6 separate regions of the Homo sapiens genome follow, and all the other regions are linked to region 4. Evidence: chromatin loops called from intact Hi-C (ENCODE). Cell type or tissue: endothelial cell of umbilical vein. All regions are shown on one strand.

Region 1 (4,000 bases), 80 kb after region 4:
CACAAAAAACAAGTCTTTGAATCCAGAAGGCAAAATCATGAACCCAGGTCAACCTGGCAGAGGTACTACCACATCCAGCACACTCCCTCAAGGAAAACAGACAGGAAGCAGCCTAGAAGATATATCTTTTAAGAGGCATCCAACAACTATTACACTAGTGCTCGAGGCTCCAGCCCCTCTCTAGTCATCCAGCCAAAAACAAAAACAAACAACTGCAGACCAGCCTCATACATCATCAGGGAAAAGTACCAGAAATGAGAAGGGGCCTAGGGCTAACAAAGAGTCGAAGAGCTCTTAGGTTCACAAGCAACAGACAGTTGCTTTGTTTTATGTTTCTTCCATGTTTCCTGATGAATGCTGTATTCACAGCTTTTTTTTTTTTTTTTTGAGACGAAGTTTTATTCTTGTTGCTCAGGCTGGAGTGCAATGGCGTGATCTCGGCTCACTGCAGCCTCCACTTCCCAGGTTCAAGCGGTTCTCCTGCCTCAGCCTCCCGAGATTACAGCTGTCCACCACCATGCCCAGTTAATTTTTTGTATTTTTAGTAGAGTCAGGTTTTCACCATTTTGGCCAGGCTGGTCTTGAACTCCTGACCTCAGGTGATCCACTCGCCTTGGCCTCCCAAAGTACTGGGATTACAGGCGCGGGTGCCCTGCCTCACAGCACTTCTAAAAACCATGGAGGCTGAGGAATGAAGCCACGGGGAAGATGTTCCTTCAGCTTCCTCAGTACCTCAAACAGCCTTCAGAGCTCCAGGCCCTTCCCCAGCAGTGAGTACTCAGAACGGCTCCCCTCCCAGGGTCACAGCTGGGCCTGCCACCATCTCCGAGCCCCCTTCCTCCTAATTCTCATCTACTTCTCCCGGATGGCCAAATACGCTAACCTGGCTCAGGGGTGTGCTTCACTTCTGGCATCCTGCTTCCAGCATCACTTGCCATGATCATTACTATCAAGCCATGCTAGGCATCATGACCTCTATGCAGATAGAAATTACTGGATTGTCTAGAGAATACTTTCCCCTCTTGCTTTTCTTGACTGCCCTGGCAGTTTTCATGAAAATATAGTTCACCTCATGAGTATGGCTCCCTCCCACTTTCCACCCCAACTTCCTTTGGATTCCCTTCCCAGAACTTCAGCATTGTCTCTTATGGTGGGCAAGTTTCTCCACAGTTAGCAAGTATTCAGTAGCAACCAAGGTTCTACAAGACTTCTGGGGACCTAAGAAACACTCTCAAACTACCCACTATCTTCTCACCGAAAGTAATTCTTTGCCTCTACTTCCTATCCCCAGGCCTCTAGTGGGTCCTATCAGCTTTCTCTTTATGCTTTAATCAACATCAAATTGCTTAAAGCTCACATAAAGGAGTTTCTTGCTTTCGTGACATTGTGAATGATGTTCCTTCTGTTTGGAATATGTTTCCTTTCCTATTTCCCTTTTGTCTGGAAAATTCCTCTCGTGATCGCAGCTCCAGATTTATCTCCTCCAGAAAAGCCTATCCTGAGGTCTTCCCTCTGAGTTCCTTAAATCGCCTATGCCCCTATCTCTATCACTGGACTTGCCACATTATACTATAATTATTCATTTATGAGACTTCTCTACTTGACTTTGGGCTCAGTGAGGGCAGGGAGTGTGATACGGTCATCTTTGCTTCTCCAGCAGAGAGGGCATACTCCACAAATGCTTTCGGAATGAATGTATGCATGATGGATTCAACCCCGATGGAAGAAATTCATGAGAACTCATCTTCTTCTTTCACACTGACACTTGGGAGGTGAGGCTGTCTTACCACTGTGAGGTAAAGTCAACAAACTCTGCAGAGAACTTGTCTGCTGGGAGTTGTGGCGATGGCTCCTCTACCACCTGTTTGAGCTGCTGAAATGGAGTTCCCCATGAATCATAGGGAAATCGAAGGATGGCCAACTCAATCTGGAGAAAAGAAGAAAAAAGGAGACAACAGTTTCAACAGGGCTGCTTTAGGGAATCACCCACGTTTCATTTGTGGATAGACAGCAGGAAACACAAGGCAAAGTTCAAGTATAAGTCCAGGGGTAGGGGGGCAGGAAATAAACTAATAATTTGTTCTCTAGCAATTTTCCCCAAATTCCTAGTGCTAGGGATTTTTAAATATTACTTACTAGACACAGCCACTTAAGCCTATCTAAAATGGGGACCCTCACTAAAACCCACTGTGGCACTTCATAAAAATTGTAAGCCAACCGTATTAAACTTCAGGATGTAAAGCTACGAGGATTTCAAACGTTTGGTCTGACAAGTAATTCCCAGCCTAAGATCTTTCCAGAGCCGAGCATCTACTGCCACCTTCAGGTCCCTTGGTGAAATGACAGGGAGAAAAAGCAACCTAGAACCAAATGACAGATCTTTTTTTGGACTTGAGAAAAGGCCACTTTGCATTACAGGATCATGTGCTTTCTGGGCAGGCAGGAGAAATAACTCATGGGATTTATTCAGCTGCTGTGCCTGGGGAGGAGCCAGGACCACAGTGGATAATTCCAGACCTTGGTGATCCACTGAAAATGTATGACCACCAAAGTTATGAAATTTACAATCACCAAAGTTATGAATAAGTTATGAATAAATCATATAACTTTAGGGCTGTGTCTAAGGAAATCATCCTATTGGTTATCATGTATTGAGGATATACCTGACTGATACGGTTGGGCTGTGTCCCCACCCAAATCTCATCTTGAATTGTAGCTCCCATAATTCCTACATGTTGTGGGAGGGACCCAGTGGGAAACAATTGAATCATGGGGGTGGTTCCCCCATACTGTTCTATGGTTCTCATGGTAGTGAAAAAGTCTCACGAGATCTGATGGTTTTATGAAGCATCTCCCTTTTCACTTGGCTGTCTCATCTCATTCTCTCTTGTCTGCCGCCATATAAGATGTGCCTTTCACCTTCCGCCATGATCGTGAGGCCTCCCCAGCTGCATGGAACTGTGAGTCCATTAAACCTCTTTTTCTTTTAAATTACTCAGTCTTGGGGATGCTTTTATCAGCAGTGTGAAAACGAACTAATACACTGACCTGATCAGACTTTGACTTCTACTTCTCCAATAAAAATATCCTGGGAAGCATAGTCTATGTCCTGGATAACACGGCCCTATCAGGGTTCACGCACATTAGCATTCTTTGCACAGCTTAAGCTTCTTGCCTTGGCTCGAATAATTTAATTTTAAACTATAAGGAATCTGGTCAGATCCTCTCGTTTTACAGAGGAGGATAGGAAGATAGTCCATGTGACTGTAACAATTACTCAAAAAGGCATACAGCTCGTCAGAGGTGGAATCAAGAGAAAGATTGGTTTCCCCAATCCCATATCAGTGTTTTTATTGTACCACAATACAAACAATTATTACTCAAAATCTCCTACCAGCTCAGCAGGAGAGGGCGCCCCAAACCAGCATTTAGGGCATTTGTTTCTTGAACCCAACGTCCACCTCATTCTAGTTTCATTACCCACAACCTCATAGTTCATGATGATTGGCATACACTACCATCGTGATGCCCAGACTCCAAATGTCAGACTTCACACTGTATCCCTTCTGGTTGAGCTCTGGGTTTATTCTTTCAGGCTGGAAAGAAGACAGACAACTGAGAAACTGGGAAGACAATTGAGATAACGTTCTTAGCTCAATAGTCTCTGGGGATGGGGGTAGCACCAGCTGCCAAGTGAGTTGTTATAAGCTGTTAACATGCCACCAAGGCCAAGAAGACCCGGTTAACTACAACAAATATCAATGCCTCCGTGGGGTTTCCCTTCTTCTGTGTTTGTCTTTTCTTGGACACAGTAATGGATCAAGTTCCTTTCATAACAAATTTAAAATTTGCCTTAAGAAGAAACAGGGTATACATTATAAAGCTACTTTGCCCATCTAGAATTATCCTTGTTTAAAACATGAACAGTCCAGAACTCAATAAAACAAGTGTCACTGGGCTACTGTCCCATGCTAATAGACCTGAGCAATTTTTAGCTAAA
Region 2 (4,000 bases), 540 kb before region 4:
GGCGTGAGCCACCGCGCCTAGCCACTCTCTCACTGTATTTTAAGTTTCATGAGGGAAGTATCTTTTTTTCTATTTAGTTCATTATTACCTTCAAAATGTCTACACATGATCTGACACATGGTATATATGAATGCATGAATTAATGAATTTTATAAAAATCGAGTACTTGTTGAAAATTGTTATGTCACTGGCTGCATTAATTTAAGAGAGAAAGAAATATAAAAGGAAGGAAGACAAAGAAAGAAAAAAGGAAGAAAGGAATAAAGAAGGAAGGAAAGAAAGAAGAGAAAGAGAAAAGAAAAGACAGACTACTAAAAAAGGCATGATTTACATTGGGAATTATTATTCATTGCAATGAACTGTGTGTAAGGATAGAGAAGATATGAATTCCTGTATCAGATCTACTAAATAATTATATGATTATAAGAAAGACACCTTCTTCTTTTGAGCGATTCATTGATAAAGTGGTTAGAAGAGGTACATGGGAGATTCATTTTTAAAATTCTGTGAGCTACATCTGTCACTTATTATACGTATAAATAAGGCAGTATTAGAGCAACTTATGATGGTACAGATTGGAATACTAAAAATGTATATATTTCACAGACAACAAAAATAAAAATAAACACCATATATTGGCCATTTACTCTGTGCTAGATTTTGTCTTAAGGGCTTTTACAATATGTCATGTTTCATTTAATTGTGAGAACAATTTTACGAGGTAAGTACTTTAACCCCTATTTAACAAGCAACTGAGGCTTAGATGCCTGAGGAGTTTCTCTAAGGCCACACCATTAGTAATCCATGGGGCTAGGATTCAAATCTAGATTACCTGACCACCTAGATTTCAATCTAAATTAAATGAGAGAGTGAAACAGACACAGAAAGAGACAGAGAAAGAGAGACTAATATGTAGAGAGTAAGATAAGTAGAAAAAAATCAGAGAAAAGAGAGAAATAGATACATATAAGGTCAAGAAACAAAGAAAACGGAGACAAAGAGGCAGAGAGATGGATGGAGATACTTAAAACCAATACTAGTACGGCAGTATATCTGTGAGAATGCATTATCTTATATACTACTTCTTTCTCTCTCTCTCTCTCTCTCTCCCCCTCCTCCACCCCCATTCTACACACACACACCGCAACATACACCCACAGACACTACTTATAATGACAGAATTATTGAGACTTTCTTGTTTTTAATATTTTTATCTTTAATTAAAAAGAAAAACTACAGCCTTAATCAAATAAGCACTGATGGTATAAGATGGTGGCCATTAAATGTCTGAATTTGTTACAAAATATATTATTTAGTTTCTAGCAGACAGTACTTTATGGGAAGGTGGCTAATCCTACCTTTCTCAGTTCATCACATCTGGATACTGACATAAGCAGGATTTAGAAAACAGAAAAATCCTTTAAACAAATATCACGATTCTTTGAAATGCATATAAATTATGAGATTATAATATACATATTTATAAAGCAAATATTCACTCATGCCATTAAAATCATGTTTATTAAGCTATACCTATACATGCATTAGCGTGATTATTTTAACACAATATTGGTAATCGATACCTACATTTTGGCTGCCTTCCCTTGCAATAAATAGAGTGTTGAATTATTTATTAGATGCTCAACGGATGTCATCCAGAGTTTCATGTCTATATTTGTAGATTGAGAATGGCAGTCTAAAGAAACTACAATTTTATCTTCTAAATATGTAATCCATGTTGAGGTAGCTGGGGGAAATCTAGCACATGGAATCTATACTTAGAACAATGTTATTTGTTGCTTTTCAGTGCCTGCTATTTTCTGACTTGAATGGTGTCCATTATATTTTGTTTATCGGTATTATTGACACCGAGCATTCCAAGTTATTTTTCCAAATATCATTCCATAGCAGTCGGGGATAAATTAAAACTTAATGGATTTACTTCATGGAAAAAACATGTGTTCTCTTGTGACCACAAGGTGGCACAATAGTGACCAAAAATACTCAGCCTCCTAATAGAATTGCAATTACCAGAGGCATTTACATAATTGTTATTATTAATCTTGTTATCACTACAATTATGACATTTCATAATTAAATATCACCCCAACCTTTGGGGAAAAGGCGAAGTGCTTTTGTTTAGTTTTTGTCTTCTTTCTGCCTGCAACATCATTAATATTTTTTTTTCCTCCAATCTCCAGCCCCACCAGGACAAGCAGGTCCACAGAGCTATCATTTTATGTATTATTCAAAGGTTTAAAACAAACAGTAATAACTTAAATAATAAGTTACACTTTTGAAGAAGGATAAACACAAAGTTATATTGTTCAATGGATCTAATGTTGCTCTCCATTCAGTCTTAGTTATTTCATGACCATGCTAACATTTATTTATAATATAAGAATAAAAATACCATTCCAGAAACTTCGGCTTACACTACAGGTTCAAATTTGTCCATTGAAAGTTGCTGTTTTTCTGCATTTCATGCCAGGCACAATATTGGGAAAAGAACCCAGAATAGCCCAGTGTGCCCTGCATTTATTTCATGATGGCTTTGTATTGAGAACAGGCCATCTCTCATCATGTTCAGGAGACTGGGAGACCACTGATGCCTGGGAATCTAGGTGTTGCAATGATGGTGAGCTACACTCATTGGAAAGGTATACAAGAGAAACCACCTTTTCCCCAAGTTAAAATGAAATACAGGCTAGCCAGGTACAGTTTGCCATTCGTCAGACAAATCACCCACCTGAAGATGCACTTCTTTTTATTTTTTATTTATTTATTTATTTGAGACAGAGACTCTCACTGTCACCCAGGCTGGAGTGCTGTGGCGCCATCTCGGCTCACTGCAAGCTCTACCTCCCCGGTTCACCCCACTCTCCTGCCTCAGCCTCCCCAGTAGCTGGGACTACAGGCGCCCGCCACCATGCCTGGCTAATTTTTTGTATTTTTAGTAGAGACGGGGTTTCACCATGTTAGCCAGGATGGTCTCGATCTCCTGACCTCGTGATCTGCCCTCCTAGGCCTCCCAGAGTGCTGGGATTACAGGCGTGAGCCACTGCGCCCGGCCCTGATGCACTCCTTTATAATAACATGAAGGGTTAGTAGCATCCCATAAATGAGCATTTTCCCCCAACTTCCCTAGATTAAGAATTCTGGCATTTTACAAAATAACATGTATGATGATGCCTTTTATTAGTTTATGTCATGAGCGTAAGGTGTCCCCATTAGAATTTTAGTGTTCTACTATGGTTATTACATTTTTCATTATGCTACTTGCTTCCTGCCATTACAATTGTAAAAGCAATATTTTATCTTTTTTGAAATCAAATTTTGTGGTGTTTTTAAATGGCTTCAATTTTCCTGTTTAAAATAGACCCAATTTTAGAAAAGGGCAGTAATAGCAGAACTGAAAACTAAATTCAACAAATATAACTTTAACTGAATTGTCAAATTATTATCATGGGATGTATAAAATGTACATCACAGTGAGTTGTACATTAAAGAAAGATTTTTAAAATTGCACAAAGTATTGTAAAATTGGAACTTTCCAGCTGAATTCAGATGGTACAGTACTTATGAGAATAGAAAATACTGCACTAAAATACATATGTATCTAACCCTGTTCAGTCTGCTATAACAGAATGCCATAAACTGGATGGCTTATCAACAACAGAAATTTAATTCTTAGAGTTCTGGAGACTTGACAGTCCAAGATCAAGGCAGATTCATTGTCTGGTGAGAGTCTACTTTCTGGGTCAGAGGCAGCACCTTCTCACTGTGTTTCCACAGGGTAGAAGGGGTGAGCGGTCTCACACAGGCCTCTTCTAAAAGGGCACTAATTTTTCTTATGAGGCCTCCACCCCCATAAGCTAATCACCTTCCAAAGGCCACACCTCTGGATACCATGGCCTTGGGGGCTTAGGATTTCAACATGGGAATTTGGAGGGGACAGAAACATTTAGACCATAGCAATGTGGCAATGAAATAAAAGCAT
Region 3 (4,000 bases), 1.0 Mb before region 4:
CATATTTCATGCTCCACACCCCACTTTCTAAGTACTAACCACTCCCATTCAAACTAATAACTGGAGGAAGACTCAAGCAGGAAAGAGGAAGTGCTGTGTCACTGTTGGCAATGGTGTGGCCAATTTCAACAGCCCAGCTAGGGAAGGGAAGAAAATTTAACATTAAGTCAATCCAGACATGTGAATGTTACAGATACCTGCACACTTCAGCTTCCAAGTTGAATCTGAGTTGTCATCTAAAGTAATGGGAGAAACTGTTCAATACCTCCAAGCAGGTAGAAACTCAAGGGCCCGCCCAACTCTCCATCTAGAGTCATGGGAAAGCGACGCCGCTGAATAGATTTTGAAAGGGAGGTTGGGAACGGAACTCAAGTTCCGTGTGTTTATAACTCATTGATCTTGCTTTCTCAACACATAAGTTACTTGACATTGGATGAGTTACTTGCTTTCTTAAGGTTTTAAGTATCCAGCTTTAAAAATGCATTAAACACACCTTGCCTCATTAGAATTGTAATGAATAAGATCATTTAGGTAAGCACGGCAAAGCACCATGAGCATTCGATCACTGTTAGCATCCTTCCCTCCCAAACATTTGCATTCCATTATTCATTGATCTAATAGTAACACTGAAGAATTGTTAGAAAGGTCAGTTTATTAGCTAAAAAAAAAAGTAAATAGAAGTTAATGCTTAGAAATGAGCTGAAGTTGAAAGGCATTTATCTCTGGTTATTAGGCAAATCACTTAATATTTCTCATGTCCAGTTTTGTGGGCTGGCAACCTGTGCTCAGTCCTCAGAAGGGCCCTGTGTCTAGTTTAATGCTCTCATGTTACTGTCTTGAAATTCTTGATAATTTAATCCTTCAACTTGTGTTCTGTAAGTAAAGTCTAATGGGACAATGGTGCCTATGTGTGAGCAGAGGAGATATGCACACTTTGAATGTTCCCTGTAGTTCCGTACTTCCCCATTGTCTTATAGCATTTGCAATGCTGCATGACACAAAATTCTAGTAGACTCACAATGCCTGAGGGTCTAGAAAGACTCAAGAGTACAGGTAAGCATGTACCATTCCCAAGGGAGTGAGCAGGGACTCTGACATCCCTAGAGTCCACATATTCCATTCAAACCTGAAGTTGCTTTCCGGTGGAGAAATAAGACAATGGCCTTCTGGGAAACATAGAGGAACAAGGAACCTATGATAGCCATTCTAACTCCTGTTACTTCCCTCCATGTGCCAGCCAGCCACTTAGGCTGGAAATGAAGACAACATTGGAATATAGGAGTAGCCATGGTCTCTTTACCTTTAAGTCCTTCTTTATTCACTAGTAAACTGAAGATAGAGAGGGTTGATGGGATGTATATGTTTCCGGAAGTAAAATACAAACAGAAGAGGTGGTTTTCTGCAGTGTTTTCACTCTTCTGATAAGAAGGAAATGGGTAGGCGTGTACGACCTACAAAATAGGAAGTGGATAGCATCAGTGACTCCGTGTAACCAACAAAATGCATTTACATTCATATTAAAAGCTGACATTTCACGACATAAAGATGAAAAGGGAAATTAATGCTAATAATTACATTTTAAAATTGTCTTTGCTTAGAATTACACTAAATCAATAACATGGAGCAAATAAAGACACCATGACTATTTCAGAGAATTCATGGAGAGAGAAAAAAGTTTCTGTTAGTACTTTTAATAACATCTTTTTCTGCTTTCTGAAACAGAGGTCCTTATTTTTGTTCTCTACTGGACCCCTGGTGTTTGTTCTCTTATGTATAAAATGAAGTATTTGTACAAGAATGCCTCTTAGGGTCCCCCATTCTATGCGGGGTTTCCACTAGAAAAATTGGCTTCCCCTCTGAATGACCACAACCCGCCGAAAGAAAGCAGCCCCTCTGTTGAGATGGCCAACAGATGGCGCCTTTGTGCTGAGAAAAAGGTACCCCTTCTTCGGGAAGTAGTAGCCTGACTCCTGGGTGCACAGTTTGGTTAGGGGAGCCCAAACTGCATTTTAAGCTTCCATTTGCTTCGTTGGCTGAGTGCCTTTATGCACAGCAAACTGCACAGCATTACATGGCAGTTTGGGTTCCATCCGTTCAAATATTTTCCTCTTACTATTGGCAACTTTGACTTTACCTCTTTAATTTCTACCCCTATTTTATGAATCACGGTTCAAAGAATGGCTGCTATAAACATGTGTTTTGTTTCCGTGCTAAAGAGAGAACAGAGCCAGGTTGAAACGATGCTTCTTGCATTGTCATCTGAGTTTTGGCAATTCTAGCTAGTCCTAGCTAGTCCAAGGGGTAGCTGGATGAAATGTTATTAACTTTTGGGGAAATAGTAGGAATTATATGAAAACATAACCCAGTTGACCTTTATTCTTTGCTGTGGGTGTTCTTTTTTGTTGTTTAGTTCAAAATAAAAATAAAAAAAATACTTCTTTGGAAGTATGTTTGAAACAGAAGGACTCTTTCGATGATAGCAGTTAAATATGTATCAGTGCCTTTCAAGTGGAAGATGAGAAAAAACACTGGGTCTCTTGATTTCATTAAAAATTCACTACGTTCGCTTTCAGGGCAGGTTTGTTGACTAATTAGATGCTCTCGACTCTAAACTATTACCTTCTGCCCTGGTATCTTGCTCTCCCCAGGGAAGTTTAATTTAAGTATATTGCTGGTCTTTGCTTTCCTCCCACACTGTTGTGAAGTGTTGCTATGAGGCAGCTGAACAGCTGCTGTGCCTTTCCCCAGAAGTGGCAGCATTCCAATAGTGGGCAAAGTGAGTTATGTAAAGACAGTTTTTCAGGGTTTCCTAGGAAACTAGTGATGGTGGTCCAGTTTGGATTTGACATGGAAACAAGAAGATTAAGTCTAACTTTGGAGGGGCCGGGGGTGGTGAGGGGCAGAACGCTCTGGAGGCTACTTCCACACTAGTTTGCTGCATTTTTATTTTGAAAGTATATAAGAAATTTGGCTTAGGAGGGCTGCGATAGTCTAAACAATAAAACAGCAGCCCTAGACTGAAGTTCATGACCTCACCCACGTCTTCACAGTGACCTAAACTGACTTAGTCCATTAGAAATGAGGGAGAAATTAAATCCGGCAGGTGTCCCCCACTGAATTAATAAAACCAAGCAAAATAGAGGTTCTAGCTACCATTTGATTATTCAAATATGTAAAATGCCAAACTGGGCTAATTCAGCCCTAATCTTCTTGTAATGAACTCATTCCATTTAACTACAATATAGAGAGAACTAACTTTGTACTTAGTACTGTGTTAGATTTTGAGAGAACAGAGAGATTATAATGAGAATATACCTTGTTAGAGCCCAAAGATTAGTGAAAGAAATAAGAGAAACTGAAACCATACTCTAATATAGTAAACAGCTCAGGAACATATGGGAACCAATCAGGAACTCTTTCTAATGAGGTTTCCCTGATTCTCACTGGATATTTCTGACACGTCGACTATAGCATGACACTTGTTGAATGCTGGAGAAGGCCAGCGCGGTGACTCATGCCTGTAATCCCAACACTTTGGGAGGCCAAGGGGGCAGATCACGAGGTCAGGAGATCGAGACCATCCTGGCTATCACGGTGAAACCCCATCTCTACTAAAAATACAAAATATTAGCTGGATGTGGTGGCGCATGCCTGTAGTCCCAGCTACTCGGGAGGCTGAGGCAGGAGAATCGCTTGAACCCTGGAGGTGGAGGTTGCAGTGAGCCGAGATTGTGCCACTGCACTCCAGCCTGGGCGACAGAGCGAGACTCCATCTCAAAAAAAAAGAAAAAGGCCGGAGAAAAGTCATTTAGAGTTGGTTCTAAAAATAACTATCTACATGATACCAAACAAAAAAAAAATGTCAAACAACCAGTTGCTTTGTTACATTATGCCCAATAATTCATGGTCCAAAATATATTTTGCTGAAGTGGCTCACCACAGATGGAATGGACTGTAAGTTTTGGAAGCACAAACATAACTAATAAGGCAGTCATGACTC
Region 4 (4,000 bases):
AATACCACTGGTTTCATATTTGTTAACTATCTCATACTCTATTCAAACTCATATCCTCATATCTTTGGAATGTGGAAGCAGACACAAACAAGCAGCTTAGCAAGGAGCACTGACTAAATACCAAGTACTGCATCAAGGGCCAGAAACCCAGTGATAAATAAGATGAGTATGTTGTCCACCATTTCTGAGCCTATTACTCCTCTGAGTTTATTGTGGCCCTTTCTATCTAAGTGAGGCTGAAGGCCACTCCTGTAACAGAAGTAAAAGTTGAAATTCTCAACTCCATGCTTCTTCCGTGAAGCCCTCCATCAGTAACATGCTAACAGGTTGGAAAAAGAGTTGACAAATATGTACACTGGTCAGGTAGAAGAGGAGACATGGTAAAAGAGGAGTAAAGGAGAATGGTATTCTTTCTCAGGTAAAGAAACTATCTTCAACAAACTCCTTTGACAGTAGGCAAGAGGGTGTATAACATGGTATTGAGTGGAGGCAGAAATATTAACCTAAACCAGAGCTACTGGTGCTGAAACAAAGATTCTAGCAATTCTGAGACCAATGGAAAAAAAAAAATTTTATAACCCGTCTGCCAGCCTGTAAGCCTGTTTCCACTTCAGAATTAATTAGTATCAACATTTTACCAGCCAATATGTCTCAAAAAAAAAAAAAATCAACAGTGTGCTCTGCTTTTTTTCTTGTGCAATAAACCCCTAGGGATTACAGATATATTTATACCACATCTTTCAGGACAGTTGGAAATATTAACCAAAAGTACGTACCTAATGATTGTTTTCATTGTAATGCATTTGTATTATTTTCAATGAATGAAATTTATTAAATGACTATATAAATGTGATATGTCTATATATAAAACAAGTTCCATAAGCATACATAAAGCAGAAAATTTTGTCAGACTATTATATTCTGACTTAGGCATGGTCATCTTCCACTTGTAAGATTCGTATCTCCCATACATAAGCTAAATGACTCTGTAGAAGATTATCTGGTCAGAAGATGTGACTAGAAATTCATAAATGTTCTATTTCTATTAAACCTGCCTCACTGACACAGCCCACTTTTGTTCTCTCCTATTCTGCAAGACTTCGAAGGCTGGTTTAACATTCCTGTGTTCTCAGCTATATAATTCTGGTCTTTCCACCAAAGCAGTTTTATTTCCTGACAGTCACTACAGCTTATGAAAGCCAGTGCTATTGGGAAAATATTCCAAATGCACAGGTTATGTGGTTGTGGAAAATAGGCATTAATGGAAAAGGGACTGAAACCAAGTTCTCTTCCGATTGCTATTTTGGAACTTCTGGTTTTTCTGTGGAGCTCCAAGTCAGTGGTGATTGCAAAACCAAAGAGACCAAACAGAATATTCAAAAAGCAAATGACCAGGAGGAGTTTATTTAGAAAATAGATAAATACAAATTGTGCTTTATGGGTTTTCATGTTTATGTCAGAAGGAATGGGTAATGTTGGACAGTCTGAAAGTGATGCTGTGGAATTTCTGTATTTCTCTTTTGTTTCAAATCATTCTCCCTGTATCTGATACTAAACTCTTCAGAAAGGTTTCACAGCTGTGTCCTTTGGGCACAGGGCATGTTCTGACATGCAGAGGATTATCTTGTGCAGCCTGTGGCCGCCAGCGCCACCTAGCTTCTGTATACATTTCCTCAACTCAACAGTTTTCCAAATTGTTCAATTAAATGAGCCAGTCTTCCATGAGAGCTCAGTATCGGTCTCACAGATTTTGAATGATGAAATTGAGGACGCGAGTTGGAACAGCCAAACTGCTCTGAATGGTTGTCAGGTAGAAAGACATGTTCTCTAAGTCTGTGGAACTTTAGGTAGGATTGACAACAATTCTCAATGCATTCATCACCTGCCTGTCTTTTATTTGACAAACCTTTGTGTGCCAAGCAGTTAGATAACGTGCACAGAGACCCAGCTTCTGAATTTTAACCACTATGTTTCAAATTAGGGAGGATTTCTAAGAAGAGAGTCTTTGCTAGGCTCACACTCAGGGACTGCTTCCCAATGAAGGAGATCAGAATATGTCACCCCAAAATATGCCGGCATAAGAATTATTTTGAGCTGGGGGCAATTGAGAAAAAGCAGACACAGAAGAGCTCTGCCGTCCCCCTCTGCTTAAAGCAGGGCATAAACTTCCCCTCGTGAAGGTGTTAAAAGAAAAACTTTAGACAAATTAGATTTAACAATTTAATTAAGCTCATGAATCAAGCAGCTCCCAGAAGCAAAATAGGTTCCCAGCGACTCTTGGGCTGCCACATGGTCAGATAACATTAATCGACAGGAAATGGAAAGTGAGGTTCAAAAAATAGAAGTGAGGTACAGAAACAGCTGGATTGGTTACAGCTCAGCATCTGCCTTATTTAAACGCAGTTTAGACAGTTGGCTGCCTGTGATTGGCTGAAACTCAGCTGCTGTGATTGGCTAAAACTTGGCTACTTGTTTCAAGAATAGGTTACAGTCTATATTTCCACAGCCCCTTGAGTTACAGTTCACTGTATATGGCGAAACCTTAGCTTTAGGCTAAACAAAGGTGTCCCCCACCCTCCCCTATTAGAAAGAGGAGAACAACCCTTATCAGGAGATGGAGATAGCACCAAGATGTGCTGTGTAAGCAAACTTTAGTAAATAACTCTTGTTTATTATTGCTTTTCCTCATAAATTTACCTTCCCACCATTCACCACCCCTGGAAGCCCAAACCCTCTTTCCTCTGTCATAGTCGCTTCTCCCCAGGTTATCATCCTTTGCTAAAATGTTATAGATGCCCTCCAGTTTACCTGCTTTTTGGGGGGTTTTCACCTCTTTTCTATGAAAACCCTGCCCACATAAGAATATTAACATCACATACAATGTGTACAATTTTCTTCCATTCATCTATCTTTGTCAGTTTAACTTGCAGGCCCACCCTCAGAATATAAGAAAGTAAAGAAAAACTTTTACCTCCCATACATTTAGAGTCAGTGAATGATTGATTACTAAACAGAAGAAAAGTTAGAAAATCTAGGGAAAATGTCATGAGGTCATTCGCTCTGTCTCAGAATGTCCTTCATTGTTCTGATGTCACCTTTGAATGGAGTTTATGATTCTTATCTCCTTAAAAGATAACAGAGATCTCATCCAAAGAATCATATGCTTCTCTCTTTGGGCTAACTTATGACTATAATGTGAGAAACAGAGGAGCACAGAATCATGGGTCAGGCTCATTCTTTGTAGATGAGACCAATTGCTTGAGGGCATGATTCGGTATACTTTAGAGGCAGTGGGTGTTTGAAATATATAAATGAAATCGACACAGATAAATAGAGCAGTTCGACAAATAGCCTGCTTGGATTGTCTAGAAGCCCTTATCGTTTTGTTTTATTTTGAAAGCCAGGACAATATGATTACCAACTATTAGTTTAATGACGAAATCTTCCAGATGGTTATGATGATTAGAATGATCAAGAAATTAGAAGCTGTTCAATCCTCATAGGAAGGCTTCAGTGGAATAGACTCCCTGCTGCCTCCTGTAGACTTGGACTTATTTAAGGAAAACCCTACAATGACTAGTTTCCAGTTGTAGAAATTGGAAGAAGAAAGAAATAGCACCTGCAAGCCTAAAAGTTCTCTTCCTTCCAATGAAAAAGGAGCTTAAACCTGTCCAAAGTCATGTATGTTACCTCGGCAAGTAAAATTTTATCATTCTGTGTACTGAGTGAGTCTTCTTCCCCTCCCAAGAGGCTTTAACTATAGAACCTTTAGGTTTTTTTTGTTTGTTTTTTAAGAAGGGGGTCTAGCAACAACCTCAAGTTCCAGGACAGTCATTCTTTACTGACAAAGGAAGCAAAGATGAAAGTCCAATTAAAAGCCCATGAAATTTCCATCATGTTTCTTTGAATTGAGTTTGGAGTCTTTGGAATTCTCAAAATAATTCACATGAAGATCTCAGATGCCAATGTATTTTCTGACTCCCTTCAAGGTAGCCATATG
Region 5 (4,000 bases), 950 kb before region 4:
TTTATGGAAAATGTTTATTTTGCAAAATCTACGTATAGATTTCAAAAAAAATTTTGCACCAAATAAACTTGTACCAATTTGTTACAATATGACTGAACAGGATCTAATTAGAGGCACTAAGAATTACAAAACATGAGTTTGAAATGATTCCCTATCAAAGCAATATGAATTCTTCCAAAATTGAAGCAAGAACAAACATCAAATTTATGGTAAAGCTTGGGCGAAAGAATGGCAAAATCATTGTCACTTTATGAAAAGTTTATGGAAACAATGTCCCAAATAAATCAGTAATTTATAAATGAGTAACTCACTTTAAATTGTCAATGAGATGATGTTGAAATGAGCCCAAAGGAGCAGACCATCGACATCAGTTTGCAAGAAAAAAATTAATTTTGTTTATGCCTTAATTGAAGAGAACCACCAATTAATAGCAGAACCAACAGCCAACACAATAGATATTTCAATTCGTTTAGTTTACACGGCTTTTTTCTTGCTTTTCTTTTTTTTTCTTTGAGACGGAGTTTCGCTCTTGTCGCCCAGGCTGGAGTGCAACCTCAGCTCACTGCAACTTCTGCCTCCCCAGTTCAAGTGCTTCTCCTGCCTCAGACTCCCGAGTAGCTGGGATTACAGGCACCCACCACCACATCCACCCTGATAATTTTTTGTATTTTTAGTAGAGATGGGGTTTGGCCATGTTGGGCAGGCTGGTCTCGAACTCCTGACCTCAGGTAAGCCACCTGCCTAGGCCTCCCAAAGTGCTGGGATTACAGGCGTGAGCCACACAATTTTGACTGAAAAATTAAAGGTGAGTAAACTTTCCCCTTGATAGGTGCAAAAACTGTTGTGCACAAATCAGCTGCAGACAAGAACAGAGCTTTCAATGAAAATTTTAAACAAATAGAATCAAGATCCTGAAGTATTCTTCAAAGAATTGTAACAGGAGAGGAAACATGGCTTTATTAGTGTGTCCTGCTGTCAAAGCACAATCAAAATAATGGCTCCCAAGAAATAGAAGTGGTCCAGTCATAGCCAAAGTAGACCAGCCAAGAGCAAAGATCATGACAACAGTTTTTTGAGATGCTTGAGGCATTTTGTTTGTTGATTTGCTGGAGGGCCAAAGAATAATAACATCTGCTTATGATAAGAGTGTTATGAGAAAGCCAAAGCTTTAGCAGAAAAACACACAGGAAAGCTTCACCAAAGAGTGCTTCTCCACCAGGACAATGCTCCTGCTCATCCCTCTAATAAACAAAGACAATTTTATGAGAGTTTTAATGGGAAATCATTAAGTATCCATGTTACAGTCCTAATCTGGATCCTTCTGACTTCTTTTTGTTTTCTGATCCTAAAACAAAAAATTTTAAGGTACCTATTTTTCTTCAGCTAATATGGAAAAAACACTGCATTGACATGGTTAAATTCCAAGGACCATCGGTTTTTTATAGGTGGACTAAATGGCAGGTATCATCACTTACAAAAGTGTCCTGAACTTGAGGAAGCTTATGTTGACAAAGCTTGTATTTTTAATTTTTATCTTTAATTCAATTTTTCTCTGAAATTTTTATCTAAGTCCTCTTGCATATGTCATACACATATATCTATAAGACTTAATCAGAACTCTAATTTTATGGAATCTAGGTCCTTAAAATCTGTTGCTTAAGGAACATCTAATCTTCATTGAAGTGCCCTTTTGTTCCTGGATTCCTGTTCTTTGTTAACAGTGTCAGTCACAACTATTTACACTTGATATAATTTAATGACAGTTTGCCATGAGAATGGCCAGGCTGTCTTTCTGTCTCCCAGACACAACAAAGAGGGAAACAGACAAGTTTGTTAGATCCTGGCCAGGCATCATTCAATGTATTACTGTGTGATCACCCTTTTAAAGTAATTGTGTGGTTTGAAGTTTCTTTTAGAAATTCCCCTTTGAGTGGCAAAAGGCTTTTCTATCAAAATACCAAGAAGGAGCAGGACCTCAGAGCCATCCCAAGTGGAGTCACTATCTTCCAAATCTCGGAAGTATTCTGACGACAGAGGCATAATGGAAAAGTTCCTGAAAAGTGATGGAGAAAAACCGGGAGAAAGCTGACTTCTCAAGCATTTGCAAAACTGATTAAATAAGGCTTTTTTTTTCTTTCTGATTCAGGGGCTGACACCTTTAACTAACGATAAGGGCATCTTGAATACAGCTCTGACAAATGACACTTAAGATCCCTGTTATTCCTGTAATTGGCATTCTATGATTTCTTCAACCTGTTTTCTTTAGTACGATTTTTAAAAAATGTAACCACCAGAGGGCGTAGGATATTACATTTCAAAGGGCTTAAATTTGTGTTTCAGCCACTAACTCCATCTCCCTAAGCACGCTTGAAAGGGGGAACCCTCTGCTATGCAATGGAGAGGGTTCTTCTTGCCCAGCCCTTCCATGCCAAACACAAGTCCTTCACCAAATCCGCTACCTCTTTAAAGATTCCATCAGCAACATCATGTCTGCTGTTTGCCAAAGAGGTTTTCTTACCAAATAGACTGAACTTTTTTTTTTTTTTTTTTTTACCTTCTACTTTCATTAAATTAAGCTATCCCTTATTCCTTGATTTGGGTCACCTAAAGTTCAAGGCAATAGTGAATTACTTCAGAGCTCTTTGGTTTGTATGCTTACACCAACAAGACATTCCTCTACCTAAAACTCAGGGAAAGCATTTGTAAAGCCATTTTGCCAGGTGCTCACTAACCACATTTCCCTGTTGCTTTATGAACATTCTCACCCAGCTCCTGTGTGTGTGCACGTGTGTATACAGCTTTACATTGGCTCATCACTTCTCTGTTAACCCTTCAGACTTAGTGCCCCAGGTCAAACTTAACAGCCTACATTTTGACAGATTTGAAAATTCTTATTTGCGTCGCTACATCACTCAAAAGTGACTCTCAACTCTTAGTTTCATATAATCTCCTCCAGAGCGTTGAATGCCTGTGTCTAGCAGACCTATGCCTTACTGAATTCATGTACCCTTACTAGGCAATGGGCTCTTTAAAAAGCTCAAATATGGCATGCAAGGTGGTGCTGCTGGTCTATGTTACTTTAAAACCTTTAAGTAATAATGCTTTGGTAAAGTGTCATAGGCAACTGTTTTGGGGCAAAGAAGAGCTTGAGTGACTTGACAGGCTTCTTCCTGTCTTATTTTGAAGGTACTCCTCCTTTAAATCATATTTACTATGTTACATTATTATGACGTTATCCAGGTTACGGTGGACATCATCCCTGTGTCTGCTGTCGGCATCAAGACCCACTACTCCCATTCTCCCTTGTAAGGAATGATGGCTTCTGCCTCTAATACCTTCTACTTCTCAGCACATCAATGCTCTGGAGGAGGACGGTACATTGATGATCCATGGGTTGCTGCTCCATGACACCTTATGGAGCAGTTGTGTCCAAATTCAGGGTACATTAGAATCATTTAGAGTACTTTTAAATATGTAGACAGCTGAGCCTAATTCAGTAATCCTGGGGAAGAGTTAAGGGCTCTGTATTTTCAACAGGCATACAAAAATTGTTATGACGTACTGTGGGAGACACTTTCTACTATTGTTATAATATCTATACCTGGTAACAGAGGCTCAATTAATAGGTTAAGAGCAGGGAGACATCAAGAACTTAAGGAAAATAGGCCCTGTCACTCTACTTTCAGAGGATGAATCATGACTGGCCTAAACCAGGGTACCATTTAGGGTAAGGGTAGCTACTATAACAGATGGACCCCTAAAATCTCCTTGAATTAACAAAATAAAAATTTCACTTACTCTTCACACAGCAACAAAAGCGGGTACTTGTCAGGTAATGCTCATGAACATCTTATGGCTCTCCACCTTCTCCCCTGGCCTCAGCTTTCTTCCAGCTTCCATACACACACACACACACACACTCACACACAGTGAGATACAGAGAGAGAGGGAACAAGGAAAAAGGGGACACCCACTCATTCACTGCTTCAGCCTGGAGAAC
Region 6 (4,000 bases), 260 kb before region 4:
AAGATGGGAGGTTCTTGAGAACAGGAACTTGGTTTTATATTTCATTATATCTCTGATATCTAGCATAAAACCTGGTGCATAATACGTGTCAATAGGTGTTGAACAAATTGTTGCAATTAAATTTAGTAAACATTGATTGAGTGCTTGCCATTTGTCAGCTAACGTTTTAGTAACGGGATACAGGGATGTGTTTAGATTCTCATTGAGAAAAGAAAATATAAGTGCACAAATGACATTAAGCAATGGTAGATGATGCTAATTCCTGTGAAAAACGTAAAACGGATAAATGGAGTAGAGAGTAACAAAAGGAGAATTGGGAGAGTTCTTTCAGTCCAGACAGTTAGAGCCGGCCTCAGTGAAGAGATAACAGAGGAGACAGATTCATGATCGTAGGGAAGATTAATCCAGGCAGAAAAAGAAACAATTGCAAAGGCTCGGAATTGAGCCTGTTTTATTATGTCACACCCAACATGGAATTTCTTCCTAGAATTAGAGGAGAGGAGAGAATTTTTAGATTATGCATTTCTTTAATTTTTTTAATTGCAAACTTCTACTGCTGAAGAATAGGAGCTCTCAGACAACAGGATATTTTGCCAAGACATGAAAACAGCTTTGCTCCTGGAAAATTATTTTAATTGTTCTGGTGGGAGGTATTGAAAAAATATTTACTGGAGATTCACTTTAGGGCCACAAAATTAAAACAGCAATTTAGCAACAGGATCATAGTTAGTGATGTTCGGAGACGTATTTGGTTGTTTCGGTTTATTTTATTTTATGGTAATTTAGCTGAGGTAGCTTTTATTTATTCAGAAATATTTACCCCTTTTCATTAATGATATGTGCTCTTACAATGAAATTTTTTTTTTGCTTTTTTTTTCTCCCAAGTACATCTTAATTAAAGTTTAGCCAATTTTATGCATTGAAAAGTGTAAAAGTATTCCCTGAGCTGAAATTCCTCTGAAAGAGTGGAATAGAGCATGCTTCTTACTGATCCCAAGTGTTCCAAATTCTGACCCAAATAAGACCTTTGGGGGTTCAAGCTCATTTACATTTCATAAAATGTAACTTCCTATTTCTGGAGAATAAAAGGCTTTGAAAGTCACAAGGAAACGGCTCAAAAGGCATCCAGGGCATGAAATAGCTTTAACAAATCCTGCTTGATGAGTTAAGTGTAAAGGAATCAGAAACATATGGATTACATTTCCCATAAAATACACATAGGCTTAATAGCGAAGAAGAAAAAGTGGCTGTGGCCCAATGTGATTCAGGTTTTTTCGAACCTAAAACATTTGGAAAATAGTTCAAGATGGTTAATAAACCCCAAAGCAAGCCCAGTCTGTCCTTCCTACTGTAGGGAGGAATGTGCTGGATTTCAATGCAGTACAAGAGGGTGTCTGCTGGATTACTGACAACTCTCTTTGTCACACAAACAGTACCTCCTAGGGAGACAGAGAGAAAGGCAAGGCAGGTTTGCACTTGTCTGAGATATGCAGAATACTTTGGACCCCACTGGCAGAAAGTGCATGTTTCTTGGTCCTAACTCCTCCTAACAGCCATAACCTTCTGACTCGGTCATTTCAAGTCATGGTTATGGAAAGCCTCCTCCTCTCCTTTCTTTCCATGGCCACCTCCATCCTACTCACTCACCCACCCCCTGTAAAAAAAAAAAAAAAAAAAAGAAGAAAAGAAAAAGAAAAACATCAACATTTCTAAAATTGTTCTTTAAGAGATTGTTCTAATCTGAGCTCATTTAGGAAATGAGGAGTTTGAATAAATTGCATTCCCAGGCTTAAATTACTGTGTCATTCTTGGTGACACAATGAACCCTTTCACCTAGCATTGTGTCCTAGGAAATTACAATTCCTGCCTTGAATGGACCTGCTAGAGAACAAGCAGAGGGTCAGTTGCAGATCATTAGTCAGAGGGGATCCAGAGCCCATGAGTCAGGACCTCTCACTGTTGCAGGAAGCAATCCTGACCACTTACCCCCAAGTCTCTTCAGGCCCACTGCCCTGGGGGAGCTACCACACACTGCAAAAGAATGTCCACACTGTGACTGCAGTGTGGGGACCAGAGACGCACTGAGTCAGGCCTGCTCTTTCAGGTGGAGGTCAATGCTGTTCTGTCAGGCAGAACCAGTACTCCTTTGAGATGCAAGATTTTGAGGAAGTGCTTTCCAGCAAATGCTCCACTTTCTTCAACTTCACAAATTCTTTAAGGTTATCATCTACTTTCCATTTTCACAATCACAACCATTATTCGGGGATTCTTATTCTACCCATTATGTCCACAGTCTTCAACTTAAAGCACCAATCCAACCATATCACCTTTCAGTAACTCTTTCTTCAAACATTTGGTCATCTAACTACTGACCTGTCAGATTCTTACCAAAAAAAATGACCAAGTAATATTGAAACCTGGGGAAGCCTTAGCATTTTCAATCTTAGAAGGCAACTGAAAACAACCTACAGTGAGTAGTTATGTAAATGAGGTGTGTTTAGATTCTGAAGATGATCAGACCAGGCTATCTTTGCCAGACTTCTGCAGGGACTCTGGAGTCTAGAGAGAAGGCAACTGAATATCCATGTGCTGCCTTAACCTTGGAGTCCTCAGGATTCTAACTTGCAAGTTTTCTGCTTAGAACTCAGCATTTGGGGCAATGGCTTCCAGCATTTTTTTTTTCCTTTTCCTTTAAGTTCTGGGATACATGTGCTGAACATGCAGGTTTGTTACATAGGGATACATGTGTCATGGTGGTTTGCCGCACCCATCAACCCATCATCTAGATTTTAAGCTCCGCATGCATTAAGTATTTGTCCTAATACTCTCCCTCCCCTTTCCTCCTACCCTCCGACGGGCCCCGGTGTGTGATGTTCCCCTCCCTGTGTCCATGTGTTCTCGTTGTTTAGCTCCCACTTATGAGTGAGAACATGCGGTATTTGGTTTTCTGTTCCTGTGTTAGTTTGCTGAGGATGATGGTTTCCAGCTTCATCCATGTCCCTGCAAAGGACATTCTTTTTTGTGGCTGCAGCATTTTTGAATATAAAAAATCTTACAGTTCACTATATTCACTTCCCCATTTTAGATCAATACTCAAGACCGAAGGCTTTCTAGTTATCTAGCCTTCCTCATCTTGTCCGCAGGATTATCTGTACTTTCCTGTCATTAGACACCTCTTCCACAGATTACCACTCACTCAAAGCCACCTCTGCAACTCTGTGTTGTGTCTTCTGCCTGACAGACTCTTCCTAGTGCTACCTGCAATATCTGTTCCCTCTCTTCCCCCAGTGCATAAAGCCACTCCTTAGCAAGTTTAACTTCTTCACTTTCTCTCAAAATCTTGTGCCTTCAATTTACCCGGCTGGATGTTTTGTTTGTTTGTTTGAGACAGTGTCTTGCTCTGTCGCCCAGGCTGGAGTGCAGTGGTGTGATCTCAGCTCATTGCAACCTCCGCCTCCTGGGTTCAAGCGATTCTCCTGCTTCAGCCTCCCGAGAAGCTGGGACTACAGGTGCCCGCCACCACACCTGGCTAATTTTTGTATTTTTAGTAGAGATGGGGTTTCACCATGTTGGCCAGGCTGGTCTTGAACTCCTGACCTTGCGATCCACCTGCCTTGGCCTCCCACAGTGCTGGGATTACAGGCGTGAGCCACCGCACCCGGCCTGGATGTTTCTTTACTAAACTCATCTCTACCTGATGCGGTTTGGATATTTGTCCCCTCCAAATCTCATGATAAAATGTAGTATCCAGTGTTGGAGGTAGGACCTGGTGGGAGGTGTTCAGATCATGGGGGTGAATCTCTTATGAATGGATTATCACCACCCCCTTGGTGATGAGTGAGTTCTCACTCTGAGTTCACATGAGATCTGGTTGTTTAAAAGTGTGTGGGCCCTGCTCCCTCTCTCCTTTTCCTGCTCTGGCTGTGTGATACACCAACTTCCCCTTTTCCTTCTGCCATGATGGTAAGCTTCCTGAGGCCTCACCAGAAGCAGAAGCTGG

What was found. A loop is a pair of places that touch in the nucleus more often than their neighbours do. Peaks named below come from ENCODE experiments on the same cell type or tissue, not always from the same donor. Only the 100,000 strongest peaks of a DNase experiment are listed, where the experiment ranks them.
Region 1: a loop joins it to region 4, with 5 times the contacts of the local background. A loop is called at or near these places in 6 of 110 quality-filtered maps.
Region 2: a loop joins it to region 4, with 12 times the contacts of the local background. A loop is called at or near these places in 76 of 110 quality-filtered maps.
Region 3: a loop joins it to region 4, with 4 times the contacts of the local background. A loop is called at or near these places in 22 of 110 quality-filtered maps.
Region 5: it touches region 4 in a loop (8-fold over the local background); 25 of 110 quality-filtered maps call a loop at or near these places.
Region 6: a loop joins it to region 4, with 4 times the contacts of the local background. A loop is called at or near these places in 4 of 110 quality-filtered maps.

What each region holds. Positions count from the first base shown.
Region 1 is chr17:69,524,497-69,528,496 of GRCh38, reverse strand. It overlaps MAP2K6 (mitogen-activated protein kinase kinase 6), which reads right to left. Exons shown (of 12, transcript NM_002758.4): 9 at 3,519-3,596; 10 at 1,788-1,927. Among named protein-coding and RNA genes, the nearest start is that of MAP2K6-AS1, 41 kb to the right of the region's middle. In endothelial cell of umbilical vein, CTCF peaks have their summits at 2,329 (motif pointing left) and 3,429 (motif pointing right); a DNase peak (open chromatin) is centred at 2,316.
Region 2 is chr17:70,142,406-70,146,405 of GRCh38, reverse strand. All of the region lies in intron 3 of LOC105371882 (a long non-coding RNA gene), which reads left to right. Among named protein-coding and RNA genes, the nearest start is that of KCNJ2-AS1, 25 kb to the left of the region's middle. In endothelial cell of umbilical vein, a CTCF peak has its summit at 1,984 (motif pointing right); a DNase peak (open chromatin) is centred at 1,995.
Region 3 is chr17:70,620,503-70,624,502 of GRCh38, reverse strand. No RefSeq gene overlaps it. Among named protein-coding and RNA genes, the nearest start is that of KCNJ2, 450 kb to the right of the region's middle. In endothelial cell of umbilical vein, CTCF peaks have their summits at 1,698 and 1,901 (motif pointing right); DNase peaks (open chromatin) are centred at 1,922 and 2,732.
Region 4 is chr17:69,604,984-69,608,983 of GRCh38, reverse strand. The region is part of intron 2 of LINC01483 (long intergenic non-protein coding RNA 1483); the gene reads right to left. Among named protein-coding and RNA genes, the nearest start is that of LINC01483, 13 kb to the right of the region's middle. RefSeq lists enhancers at 1,502-1,771, 847-2,046. In endothelial cell of umbilical vein, a CTCF peak has its summit at 1,641; a DNase peak (open chromatin) is centred at 1,603; H3K27ac peaks cover 1,649 bases.
Region 5 is chr17:70,550,918-70,554,917 of GRCh38, reverse strand. No RefSeq gene overlaps it. Among named protein-coding and RNA genes, the nearest start is that of KCNJ2, 380 kb to the right of the region's middle. In endothelial cell of umbilical vein, a CTCF peak has its summit at 2,307 (motif pointing right); a DNase peak (open chromatin) is centred at 2,287.
Region 6 is chr17:69,868,302-69,872,301 of GRCh38, reverse strand. All of the region lies in intron 4 of LINC01483 (long intergenic non-protein coding RNA 1483), which reads right to left. Among named protein-coding and RNA genes, the nearest start is that of LINC01497, 91 kb to the left of the region's middle. In endothelial cell of umbilical vein, no CTCF peak of the experiment used is centred here; a DNase peak (open chromatin) is centred at 1,911; H3K27ac peaks cover 870 bases.